Linked DNA regions of Homo sapiens: regions 2 and 3 are each linked to region 1. A link is a contact called in ENCODE Hi-C or POLR2A ChIA-PET data. All regions are on one chromosome and are shown on one strand. The core of a region is the stretch at or near the end of the contact, and the rest is flanking DNA. Distances in the headings are between cores, read along the strand shown. Region 1 holds the start of TAF12-DT (TAF12 divergent transcript). Region 2 has its middle 28 kb from the start of HMGN2. Region 3 holds the start of PUM1 (pumilio RNA binding family member 1).

What was found. A loop is a pair of places that touch in the nucleus more often than their neighbours do. ChIA-PET counts read pairs that join two places held with the same protein, here RNA polymerase II (POLR2A). Pooled maps may share reads with other maps.
Region 2: a loop to region 1 is called in a pooled map, with 8 times the contacts of the local background. The contact joins the enhancer-like site here to the promoter of TAF12-DT in region 1. A Hi-C loop is called at or near these places in 1 of 50 pooled maps. POLR2A ChIA-PET finds 5 or more read pairs at or near these places in 3 of 52 experiments (B cell, activated CD4-positive, alpha-beta T cell and activated naive CD4-positive, alpha-beta T cell).
Region 3: a map of CD8-positive, alpha-beta T cell shows a loop between it and region 1 (6-fold over the local background). The contact joins the promoter of PUM1 here to the promoter of TAF12-DT in region 1. A Hi-C loop is called at or near these places in 1 of 168 maps with a recorded cell type or tissue (CD8-positive, alpha-beta T cell) and 8 of 50 pooled maps. POLR2A ChIA-PET finds 5 or more read pairs at or near these places in 2 of 52 experiments (activated CD4-positive, alpha-beta T cell and activated T-cell).

What each region holds. Positions count from the first base shown.
Region 1 is chr1:28,641,850-28,645,647 of GRCh38, reverse strand. TAF12-DT (TAF12 divergent transcript) reads right to left here and starts at 2,392. Exons shown (of 2, transcript NR_146730.1): 1 at 1,885-2,392. TAF12 (TATA-box binding protein associated factor 12) reads left to right here and starts at 2,581. Exons shown (of 6, transcript NM_005644.4): 1 at 2,581-2,656. RefSeq lists an enhancer at 30-529 and a silencer at 737-1,031.
Region 2 is chr1:26,498,179-26,501,938 of GRCh38, reverse strand. No RefSeq gene overlaps it. Among named protein-coding and RNA genes, the nearest start is that of HMGN2, 28 kb to the right of the region's middle. RefSeq lists enhancers at 436-495, 1-566, 526-595 and silencers at 776-1,265, 1,476-1,655. Within about 2 kb of position 1,323, at least 38 of the 41 ENCODE cell types and tissues checked have a DNase peak (open chromatin) inside an H3K27ac peak, as active enhancers do; they include B cell, where a contact is called at or near this core.
Region 3 is chr1:31,064,430-31,068,207 of GRCh38, reverse strand. It overlaps PUM1 (pumilio RNA binding family member 1), which reads left to right and starts at 2,491. Exons shown (of 22, transcript NM_001020658.2): 1 at 2,491-2,592. RefSeq lists a silencer at 2,185-2,404 and enhancers at 1,733-2,647, 2,515-2,834.

The DNA.
Region 1 (3,798 bases), core at 1,143-3,642:
AGATGGAGTCTTGCTCCCGTCACGCAGGCTGGAGTGCACTGGCTCAATCTCCGCTCACTGCAACCTCCACCTCCCGGGTTCCAGCGATTCTCCTTCCGCAGCCTCCTGAGTAGCTGGGGTCACAGGCGTGCACCACCACGCCCAGCTAATTTTTGTATTTTTAGTAGAGATAGGGTTTCACTATTTTGGCCAGGATGATCTCTATCTCCTGACCTCGTGATCCTCCTGCCTCAGCCTCCCAAAGTGCTGGGATTACAGGCGTGAGCCAGGGTGTCCAGTCCTTATCTCTTAAAGAAAAAAAAAAAAAAGAAGAGGCCGGGCGCAGTGGCTCCTGCCTGTAATCCCAGCATTTTGGGAGGCCAAGGCAGGCGGATCACGAGGTCAGGAGATCGAGACCATCCTGGCTAACATGGTGAAACCCCATCTCTACTAAAAATACAAAAAATTAGCCGGGCGCGGTGGCGGGCGCCTGTAGTCCCAGCTACTTGGGAGGCTGAGGCAGGAGAATGGCATGAACCTGGGAGGCGGAACTTGCAGTGAGCCGAGATAGCTCCACTGCAGTCCGGCCTGGGTGAAACAGCGAGACTCCGTCTCAAAAAAAAAAAAAAGAAAATTCATCTACTTGGGAAGCTGAGGTGGAGGAGGATCGCTTGAACACAGGAGTTTGAGGCTGTAGTGAACTATGATTGTGCCACTGCACTCTAGCCCTGGTGACAGAGTGAGACCCTGTATCATTTAACAATCGCCATAATTTCACCGTTCTTCCAACACCTTCCCATTGCATACTGAATATAATCTCAAGTCCCCATCATAGTCTAGGCTAAAAGGTCCAGACTATAACAAACCCCTGCCTACCTCTCCAAACTCATTGTCTTTCCCGGTTACCAAAGCTCCAGCCACCTTGGCCATCTTGGTCCTTGAGTAAGTGTTTTCCTTACTGAAGACCATGGCTCAGGCCATCAGCCAGCTAGATAAGTCTGGCTTATTCCAGTATTCTCTTCTATCACCCTTTTGTGCAGTTGCTAATGGTCTGTTTCCCACTCTAGGTTGCAAACTTTCTAAGGACAGAGATCATCCGTCTTAGCCACCAGTTATGTACTCAGCACATAGCAAAAGGCTTGTCACACAATGAGACTCAAACACTTGTCAAATGAACGTATATACATTCAACCTGGGTCTTAAAAAAGATGTATAGGCATTCAACAACAAAAAGTGGTATGCCGGACCCTAAAAAGAATGGAGAGCAGTGGCAAGGAAATAAGGCTAGGAATACAGCTTAGAGCCCAATGTTCATGAGGACTTGAATCTGAGAATTTGGATTGGGTGGCAGTGTAGAGGGTGGACTGGGAACGTGGTAGGATGAGGATTAGGAAGATATAAAGACAGGGCAGGATGCCGCACCAATCTGGGCACCTCTTCCTAATTTCTATGTGGCTCACTCTGGCCTGTCACAGCTCTTTATACAATTTTTGGTGTGTTTGTGGGTTCTTCTCCATCTTACTGTGAACCTTACAGATGCTGGAATTGGGTCTTACTTGCATGCCTAACATTCCAGCATACAGTAAAAAATAACAGCTGTTCTCTTTTTTTTTTTTTTGAGACAGAGTCTCGCTCTGTCGCCCAGGCTGGAGTGCAGTGGCGCGATCTCGGCTCACTGCAACCTCCGCCCCTCCAGGTTTAAGCAGTTCTCTGCGTCAGCCTCCGGAGTAGCTGCGATTACAGGCGCATGCCACCACGCCCGGCTAATTTTTTGTATTTTTAGTAGAGACGGGGTTTCACCATCTTGGCCAGACTGGTCTTGAACTCTTGACCTCGTGATCCACCCTCCTCGGCCTCCCAAAGTGCTGGGATTACAGGCGTGAGCCACATAACAGCAGTTCTCACCAAGCATCTGACAGCCGAAAAACTGAAAGCATTAGAGAATGCTACAGGACAGGCTTTGGCTTAGTAGTGAGTTCTGAGTTCAAGCTGAGGCTCTGCACTTATTAGCTAGAACTTTGCTTAATCTCTCACAGGTCTCCTCTAAATGATTAAATGGCGTAACGGAGGTAAGCGGATTAGCACAATTCCCGGCAAACAGTAAGCACTCAATTGTTACTACTGAATTGCCAGTTCACAGGCACAACCAACCGATCTCTCTCATCTCCTGGTTCCTCTGTTGCCAACTTCCTCGTTGAGGTCCAACAGGATACCTGTGGGGTAATGTGTCCCAGATGATATCCCAGTCCTGACACCAAGACAAAGGCACCAACCAAAAATGGCGACCTCAAAGCCATCCGAGGGCGTCAATTACCCGTCATGCTACCGATAGATAAATAAGCAGCGTCGGGAAGAAAAGCTAGTGAAGGATTCTTAACGCCGGGTTGGAATACGCAGAGCTCGCTCATGCTGCCACTCAACCACAAGCAGTTAAAAGCGCAAGCTGCAGGGTGTACCTACACACAGCTCAATATCGCCACCACGTGTCGGAGGGCAGTCTGCGCCTGCGCAAGCGAGGCGCGCGCCCGCCGGCCGGAAGAGCCGCGCGTTTCCGGGTTGGAGGCGGGGAGCGGTGCCGGAAGTAGTCGGGGAGGGCCGCGCAGTCGGACCGGCTGCTGAGACGAACGCTTCACTGGGGCAGTCTCTGCATATCATGGGGAGATAGACGCTGCTGCCTGTGAGTCTTGGGCCCTGGCAGTTGAGGAACAAGAGCGGGAGGAGGGAGTCAGGACCCAGACCTACAGTGGGTCAGTGTTCGAAGGACCAGGTTGTGGACGAGACGGGGCTGTGAGGATTCAGGCTCTTGGGAAGGGACTGACTGAGAGGATCAGGCTCGGAGAAGACGCGGCTGTGGGGACCCGGGCTCTAAGACGGGACTTAGGGAACGGGGACGGATGCGAGTTCTCCGGCATCTGAGGGAAAGTGGTCTGAGAGGAGCAGGATTATGAGGACCCGCACTCCTACGAGGAAAGGGTCAGAAAGGAACGGGGCGTGAAGACACAGGCTCCGGAGAGGTAAAAGTGGAGCGGTGAGGACTTGGGCTCCTAAGAGGCAGAAGCGGGACAGTGAAGACCCGGGCTCCTAAGGATTCAGAAACGGGGCAGCGAAGACTTAGGTTCCTGAGGGGCAGAAGCAGACAGAGAAAACTTGAGTTTGGAAGGGAACAGAAGCGGGCAGTGAAGACTGGGGCTTCTTTGGGGACGGGATCCGGGCTTTGAGACTCCGAGTTCCTGAGTCTCGGAACAGGGCTGTGAGTACCCAAGCTCCTAAAAGCCTTGGATCTAAGGGACCATGGATATGAGATCAGCCTACAAAGTAAAGGGAAAGGGTTTGGAAAAGATTTAGTGATCCATTTTTTCACAGTATTCCCTGAACCCAGAGAGATAAAGGACGTATTCAGGGGAAGACAACTTCTCCTTCGCACTGCCTACTTGGCTCTTGGCAAGCTTTTCTTGTGTCAGATACTCAATCTAGGAAGCCCATATGCAAACATCTTCATTTTCTGCTTCATTCTTGGGAATCAGATGTGAAGTTGAAAACAGTTGGAACTCAGTTATGTACTTGATAAGTGCTTTAAATCCCATTCCACTCAACCCTGAATGAGCACAGATCTCTGCATCTCAAATAAAAGAATGTCAGTGATGGAAGAGTCCCAAAAGATCATCTTTTAAAAACTCCTATTTTACATTTAAGAAGGCTAAGGTTCAAAGAGGCTTAGGATTACAGTGAGGCAATGGTTAGTTAGATCATAATTTTAATACAGTACCCTTCTGTGCGTAGCAAATGAGATGCTTGGTTAATGTTCCTTAAATGCTTCTA
Region 2 (3,760 bases), core at 74-2,573, 2.1 Mb after region 1:
TCTCGAACCCCTGGCCTCAAGCAATCCGCCCACCTCGGCCTCCCAAAGTGCTGGGATTACAGTTGTGCCTGGCCACTTTTACATAAAAAAAACTTTTCTGAGGGAAAAACAGGCAGGAAGAATTTCCAGGTATTTCCAGGCCGAATGGCAAAACAAGATATGACAGAAAAAAAAAGGGCCCCAAGGACTCTGCACCTCGGTCCTATCCCTGTGCAGTTTGAGCTCTTCAGCCCTCAAAGTGCCCTTCTGGCCACCACCTGGTCCTCTTTTGCAAAGACTGCACGAGAAAGGAGCCAGCCGAGGTGCCCTCAGGTCCAAGCCCTTGTGACCTGGAGCTCTTTCTCCATGTGGCTTGAGGTCCCAAGGTTTCCCCAATGCCAAATCCTTTTGAAACTGAATATGAAGGAGGGGCTCTGAGGGACCCCCATCGCTTTGCCAGGTTTTCAGAGCGCGGCCCACCCTGCAGTTGTGGAGAGAGGGAGTCGTCGCGGAGTTCCCAAACCGCTGAAGGGCAGACCTGGACCGTTCCTGGAATGTGGGAAATGAGTGCGACGGCATACTGGGGCTGCATCAGCCCGTCTCTAGAAAAACCATCGCCTCCAGATCTGGCCCCCAGATTGAGTCCCAGGATTTCCGGGCTGGTTCCAAGAACCTGATCCGGAAAATGGGCGCGGTTCCTGTCTCCTCCCCCTTCCCCTCGGGCCGGTTGGGCACAGTACTTAGGACCCAAATCTGGACCTAATGCCAAGGCCGCCCATCCAGCGCCCAGACTCAGCTGGCCTTGCGCTCCCTGAAGCCACTCGCGGGTACTGGGGACGCCCCTCCCCGTCCCGCGGCCCCTACCCCCACTTCCGCGTAGTCCCGGCTCCCGTCACCCCGCGCGCGCCCCGCGGGAACCCGAGCCCGCCGACCCCGCCCTTCCAGGCCCCGCCCCCGGTGACGCCCCGCCCCGGCACGTGCGCGCGCGTGGTCTGCCAGCTTCTCTGGCCCTGCAAGGCGACCCCTAAGCGCAATGTCCGGGACCCGCGGTCAGAGGGCCGGAGTGAGGGTGGCAGCGCTCAGGGAAGGAGGCGGAGGCAGAGGCCTCTTTCTTCCCCCGAGGTGGAGAGGGCCCCGGGTCGGAGGAGCGAGGGCCGCACCGCTGGAGCCCACTCCCGCCTCCTTCCCCACGGGCCGGCGCACTTGGGAGCTGGACAGGACGCTCTTCCTGGGCTCGGAGCAGGCGCGGGCCCGGGTTGAGCCGAGCCTGAGCAGGGGCAGGCTCTAGCTGGCGGCTGGCCAGATGCCCTCCAGGTGCGCAGCGCGTGACCTGCGGCAGGGCGGGGCGGCCCCACGAGAGTTCTTCGAGGGTGGCGGGCGAGTCACGTGAGCAGGGGTTGGGGTCCGCCGGATAATGGGGGATGCGGGAGCCCGCTGGAGGAGTGGAGGGGCGCCTTGGGGAACGGCGGTTAAGCCCCAGCGACGCTCCTGGCCTGGATGTCGGGCCGTATCCTTGTCGAGGCTGGGGAGCTGGGCCGAGGAGCCCCATCCCGCGGGCGCCGCCTCCCAGGTGGGGCGCGGAGCTCGGCTCTGCGCCGCCACCGTGTGGCCGAAGGGGGCAGCGCCTGCTTGGTGCCAGGAGGCTCCTCGGGGCTGACGGCGGGGACTCGCACGAGGCACCGAGGAGCCTCTGGCGATCGGCTTTCGATACCCTGCCCCCTTCCGAGCTAGGGTCCAGGAGTGGGGTTGAGGTTGCCATGGCGACGGGTGCGCGGGCTGGTATCTTCCTCTGGCTGCTGTGGGGCCGGGGCGTGGACACCCAGCATCTGCCCTCACCCTGCTCACTGAATCACCTTGGTGTGGACGAGGATTATCCTTCCCAAAAGCAGCCAGGCCTCCCAACAACCAACCAGCTTTTTTTGTTTTGTTATTTTTTTAAAAAAAAATAGAGATAGGGTCTCGCTCTGTTGGCCAGGCTGTCCTCCCAAAGTGCTGGGGTTACAGGCATAAGCCCCCGCGCGCAGCCCCAGCTTTCTTTTTTTTCTTTTTGCTGGAGTTAAGCAGTATGATCTCGGCTCGCTGCAACTTCCGCCTCCAAGGTTCAAGCCGTTCTCCTGCCTCAGCCTCCCAAGTAGCTGGGACTACAGGCACGAGACACCACGCCTGGCTAATTTTTGTATTTTTAGTAGAGACGGGGTTTTGCCAAGGCGAGGCCAAGGCAGGTGGATCACGAGGTCAGGAGTTCAAGACCAGCCTGGCCAACATGGTGAAACCCCATCTCTACTAAAAATACAACAATTAGCCAGGCGTGGTGGTGCGCACCTGTAGTCTCAGTTACTCGGGAGGCTGAGGCAGGAGAATTGCTTGAATCCGGGAGGCAGAGGTTGCAGTGAGTCCATATCATGCCACTGCACTCCAGTCTGGGCGACAGAGCAAGACTGTCTCAAAAAAAAAAAAAAAAAAATACCTAGGGCCCCCAGCTGTAGTCATGTCCCATTCTGGAAAACACTACCATAGGGAATTACTGGAAGTACCCTGGGGAGGTAGGATGAAGCCACTGTTGGTTGAGCAAGGTTGTCTGTGTATCAAGTAAGGAGGCTTGCTGCTTTTCATAATTCTTTCTGAGCCCCAGATCTATCAGCATATCTGATCTTAACCTTCCCTGCTGGCAACACTTCGGTGACTCCCAGTTCTCTTCCAGACAAAGAGCAAATGTCTTAACATGGCCCGCAAGGCCCTTTGGGATCTTGAGATAGGTCCACCATGGCTCCACTGGGCTGGTGAATGAGGGAATGAGATAGGAGAACCAAGAAACAGGGAGGACTTCCTGGAGGAAGTGACATTTGAGCTGAAATCTCACCAATTTATGTGCGAGAACCAGGTGATGGTGGTGAAGCGCTTTCTAGGGAGAAGGAACAGCGTGTAAACAGTTCCTGAGACAGGAGGAAACCTTGTGCATGTGACCACCTGAAAGAGGCCTGAAGAAGAAACCGGAGGAATCTGCAGAGGCCAGATCCTGAGTGCCTGGCGCATCACAGACTGTGATTTTTTTTTTTTTTTTTTGAGACAGTCTTGCTCTGTCACCCAGGCTGGAGTGCAGTTGTGCCATCCATGGCTTACTGCAGCATCGACCTCCTAGGCTCAAGCAATCCTTCCACCTCAGCCTCCCTAGCAGCTGGGACTACAGGTGTGTGCCACTATGCCTGGCTAATTTTTGTATTTTTTGTAGAGCCAGGGTTTCCCTGTGTTGCCCAGGCTTAGACTGTGATCTTAATACTGTGCTGTCAGAAGCCATTCAGAGTTCCAAGCTGGGGGGTGACTTTTATTCAATGACGTGAACAACAAATACTTCTTGAGCACCTACTACATGTAGAATGCTGGGGATTTTATAGTAACCAGACTCTTGCAATCTCTGTCATTGGGAAGCTTATACTCTTTTCTTTTCCTAATCAAAGTTATATATGCACAAAGTTTAAACAGATAAGTTTTTATAAAAACAGCAGGCTGGGCATGATTATCACACCTATAATCCCAGCACTTTGGGAGGCCAAGGTGGGAGGATTGCTTGAGCCCAGGAGTTCAAGACCAGCCTGGGCAACATAGTGAGACCTCCATCTCTACTAAGAAAACAAAAAGACATCGCCCATTCCACTGAAGCAGAGGCACCCATTTTCAACTCCTTTAACTGACTATATTTTATATTTATCTCCATATCTCGAAATAAATGTGCTTGTTTTGCTCTTTCTTGATATTTCAGTTATAGGCACTATCTCTTGTTTTT
Region 3 (3,778 bases), core at 1,242-3,741, 2.4 Mb before region 1:
TCGAAAAACAAAAGTAAAATACAAATTCACCATTTAAATCATAAAGTGTCTACTTTGGTGGTTTATGGTATACTCACAGTTTTGCAACCGTCATCGCACTCTAATTTTAAAAGGTTTTCAACACTCCAAAAGGAGACCCCATACCCATTAGCAGTACCTTCCCATTTCTGCTCTTTCATCCCTCAACCCCAGGCTACTTTTATGTTTCTTGGCTGTATGTGATTTTGTTATGTTTGTTTATTTTGGATTTATTTTATTTTGGATTTATTTCTTTCCTTTTGACATGGAATCTCATTCTGTTTCCCAGGCAGTGCTTCATCTCAGCTCACTGCAACCTCCACCTCCTGGGTTCAAGCGATTCTCTTGCCTCGGCCTCCAGAGTAACTGGGATTACAGGCGCCCATAACCACGCTCGGCTAATTTTTGTAGTTTTAGTAGAGATGGGGTTTCACCATGTTGGCCAGGCTGGTCTCGAACTCCTGACCTCAAGTGATCTGCCTGCCTCGGCCTCCCAAAGTGTTCAGATTGCAGGCATGAGCCGCTGCGCCCAGCCCATTTCGGATTTTTAGAAATTGATTACAGATTTTATTTATTTATTTATTTGATACAGGGCCTCTTTCTGTCTCCTAGGCTGGAATGTAGTGGCCCAATCATAGCTCATTGCAGCTCAATTCCTGGGCTCAAGGGAATTCTCCTGCTTTAGCTCCCAAGTAGCTAGGACTACAGATGTGTGCCACCATGCCCAGATAATTTTTAACTTTTTGTAGAGACGAGGCCTCACTATGTTGCCCAGCCTGGTCTCAAACTGCTGGCCTCAACCAATTCTACCACCTCTGCCTCCCAAAGTGCTGGGATTACAGGTGTGAGCCACCCCACCAGGACCCTGATGGGAGAAATTTTGCATTTATCATGATGATCAACCATTTCCTTATCATGTGTATTGCAAATATATATATATGTATATATACGTATATATATGTTTATATATGTATATATGTGTATATATGTATATATGTATATATGTGTATATATGTATATATGTGTATATATATGTATATATGTATATATACATATATGTGTATATATATATATTTTTTTTCTTGAGACGGAGTCTTGCTCTGTCATCAGGCTGGAGTGCAGTGGCACAATATTGGCTCACTGCAACCTCTGCCTCCTGGGTTCAAGTGATTCTCCTGCCTCAGCCTCCCCAGTAGCTGGGACCACAGGCGCCCGCCACCACTCCCGGCTAATTTTTTTGTATTTTTAGTAGAGACGGGGTTTCACCATGTTGGCCAGGATGGTCTTGATCTCTTGACCTCATGATCCACCCGCCTCGGCCTCCCAAAGTGCTGGGATTACAGGCATGAGCCATCGCGCCTGGCCGTGTACTGCAAATATTTTTTATCCATTTGTTCTACTTTGTTGATGGCATCTCTTCTCGTACAGATGTTTATATTTCTTTCAATATTTTCTTTTATGATCTTTTGACTTTGATTCATGAGTATAAACATTTTCCCTCCTCCAATTATAGAGCTTCTCCCCATATCTTCTTCTGGTCTTTTACAGTATTGCGATTTGTCTGTTTTCAATCTATTTTTTTTTTTTTTTTGAGACGGAGCCTCTCCGTGTCGCCCAGGCTCAAGTGCAGTGGCGCGATCTCTGCTCACTGCAAGCTCCGCCTCCCAGGTTCAGGCCATTCTCCTGCCTCAGCCTCCCGAGTAGCTGGGACTACAGGTGCCCGCCACCACGCCCGGCTAATTTTTTTGTATTTTTAGTAGAGACAGGGTTTCACCATGTTAGCCAGGATGGTCTCGATCTCCTGACCTCATGATCCGCCCGCCTCAGCCTCCCAAAGTCCAGGGATTACAGGCGTGAGCCACCGCGCCCGGCCTTCAATCTATTTTGAGTTTAGTTTGAGACAGTAAGACTAAAAGCACTTAACATACATTATTCCACTTAATCCTCCAGGCCATTCTGTTAAGTGGGGGTTATTTTCTTCTTCATTGTACAAATGTGGAAATGGAGGCAGGTCGATTTAAATAAGGCCGCAGAGCTAGAAAGCTGCAGAGAAGGGGTTTGAACCCTGCACCTCTGGGGCCAGGGCAGTGCGGGTGGCCGTCCGCGAACCCTGCTAGCTGTGGTGCTCGGGGGCAAGCTTCCGAGGGCGCGGCGGGCGCGAGGAGCGCGTCCGAGACTCGGTGGAGCGTCACCGGCGCAACCCCGCGTGCCCAGCTCCAGGCCGTGTTCTCCCAGGTGCGGGCCGGCGGGACCCCGCCTTCGGCCCTGGCGGCGCGCGCTCGCCTAGCGGGCGGGCACTCGCGCGCAGCGTTTGTGTTGCCTGCGAGTTTCCCGAGTTCACACAGGCCCTGGGTTGGCATGGCAACCAGGCAACCTGTTCCAGAGCCGCCAGCCTTCTCCGCACATGCCGCTGCCACCGCCGGGGCCGGGGCCGGAGCCTATCCCAGGATGCACCGCGCCAACCCAGTCCCCAGTGGGCCGCCATGTTGTCGGAGTGAAAGGTAAGGGGGAGCGAGAGCGCCAGAGAGAGAAGATCGGGGGGCTGAAATCCATCTTCATCCTACCGCTCCGCCCGTGAGTATCCGCACCCCACCGGCCCCAAACGCTGCTCCGGACCCCTAACGAGCAGATTGTCCCTTCATATTGGTGTTTGAGAGTGGTTGTGGGGGTGAGAAGGGCTTTGGAAAAGCCGCCGGGGCCCTGGCTGAGGCTTCTCACTCGCTGTTCCTCGTACATGTTTTGGAGTCAGCAGCAAGGCCCCTATTGTTATCAAAGGAGGGAGGGGGTGGGGAGCGGGGTCGAAGCTAGGAAAATGCTGGGGGTTTAGGCCCGAGCCCAGGGCGTAGACGTGCCTCTACATTTTTGCCTGGCCCTGTTGGGAACCACCGAAGATTGATGTTGCCATTCGGGTTGCTTTTTTTGATGGGTTTGCGAAGCCCCGAGTCTTCTGTGTGGCCATGAAGTGTAATTCTGTGCCACCCCGATTTCTTCGACTTCTTGAGCTTCCGTGGCAGCGCCGGAGGAGGAGGAACAATAAATCGCTTTAGAAGCAGCCGTGGCCCTTGTCCACAGGCGAGATTCACCGTGGGGGAACTTTGCGAGCCTTAAATGTGGAGAAGTGGCGATCAGGAAGTTTCAGAATGCTTTTTAGGCTCCTGGGTTGCTGTGGCCTTTTGTTTCCGTGTGAGCTTGTGTTTTTGGTGGGTTCTTCCTTTTTGAGCCTCCCGGTGTTGGTGTCTCTCTTCACTCAAAGAGGGGTTCACCCCTTGCTAGTAGGAAAATCTAGATACACAATACTAGTTTTAGTCCTCACAAACATGCTTGGTAAACATAGATCATTTGTTTTACTTGTCAGTACCATTCCCACGTCAAGTGAGGAATACACTCCTGTAACTTTTCCCTCCTATAGCCCCCCCCCCCCCCCCCGCTGAAAAAACAAAGCCAGAAACCCACACACAGCATTACCAGAGAAGGCTTTATTCTCCCGTAACTTAGATTGTTACCTTTTATTGTTCAATTAAGAAAACACTGTTCTCAGCCCTCGATACCATTTTGCTCAATTCCTGTTATTACTGGGATTAATTAAGAATAAGATTTTATGAAGCTTTTCCTGGGTTCTGTTTTAAAGTCAGTTAACTTCTGAAACAATAGGCTTAGCATTTTGTTTCTTGAAAGCACCTAAAAACTTACTAAGACAGGCCCAACCCCAAGAAATGTGGCTTCCGATGCAGTTTTCGTAAGCAAAATAAACATTTTGACC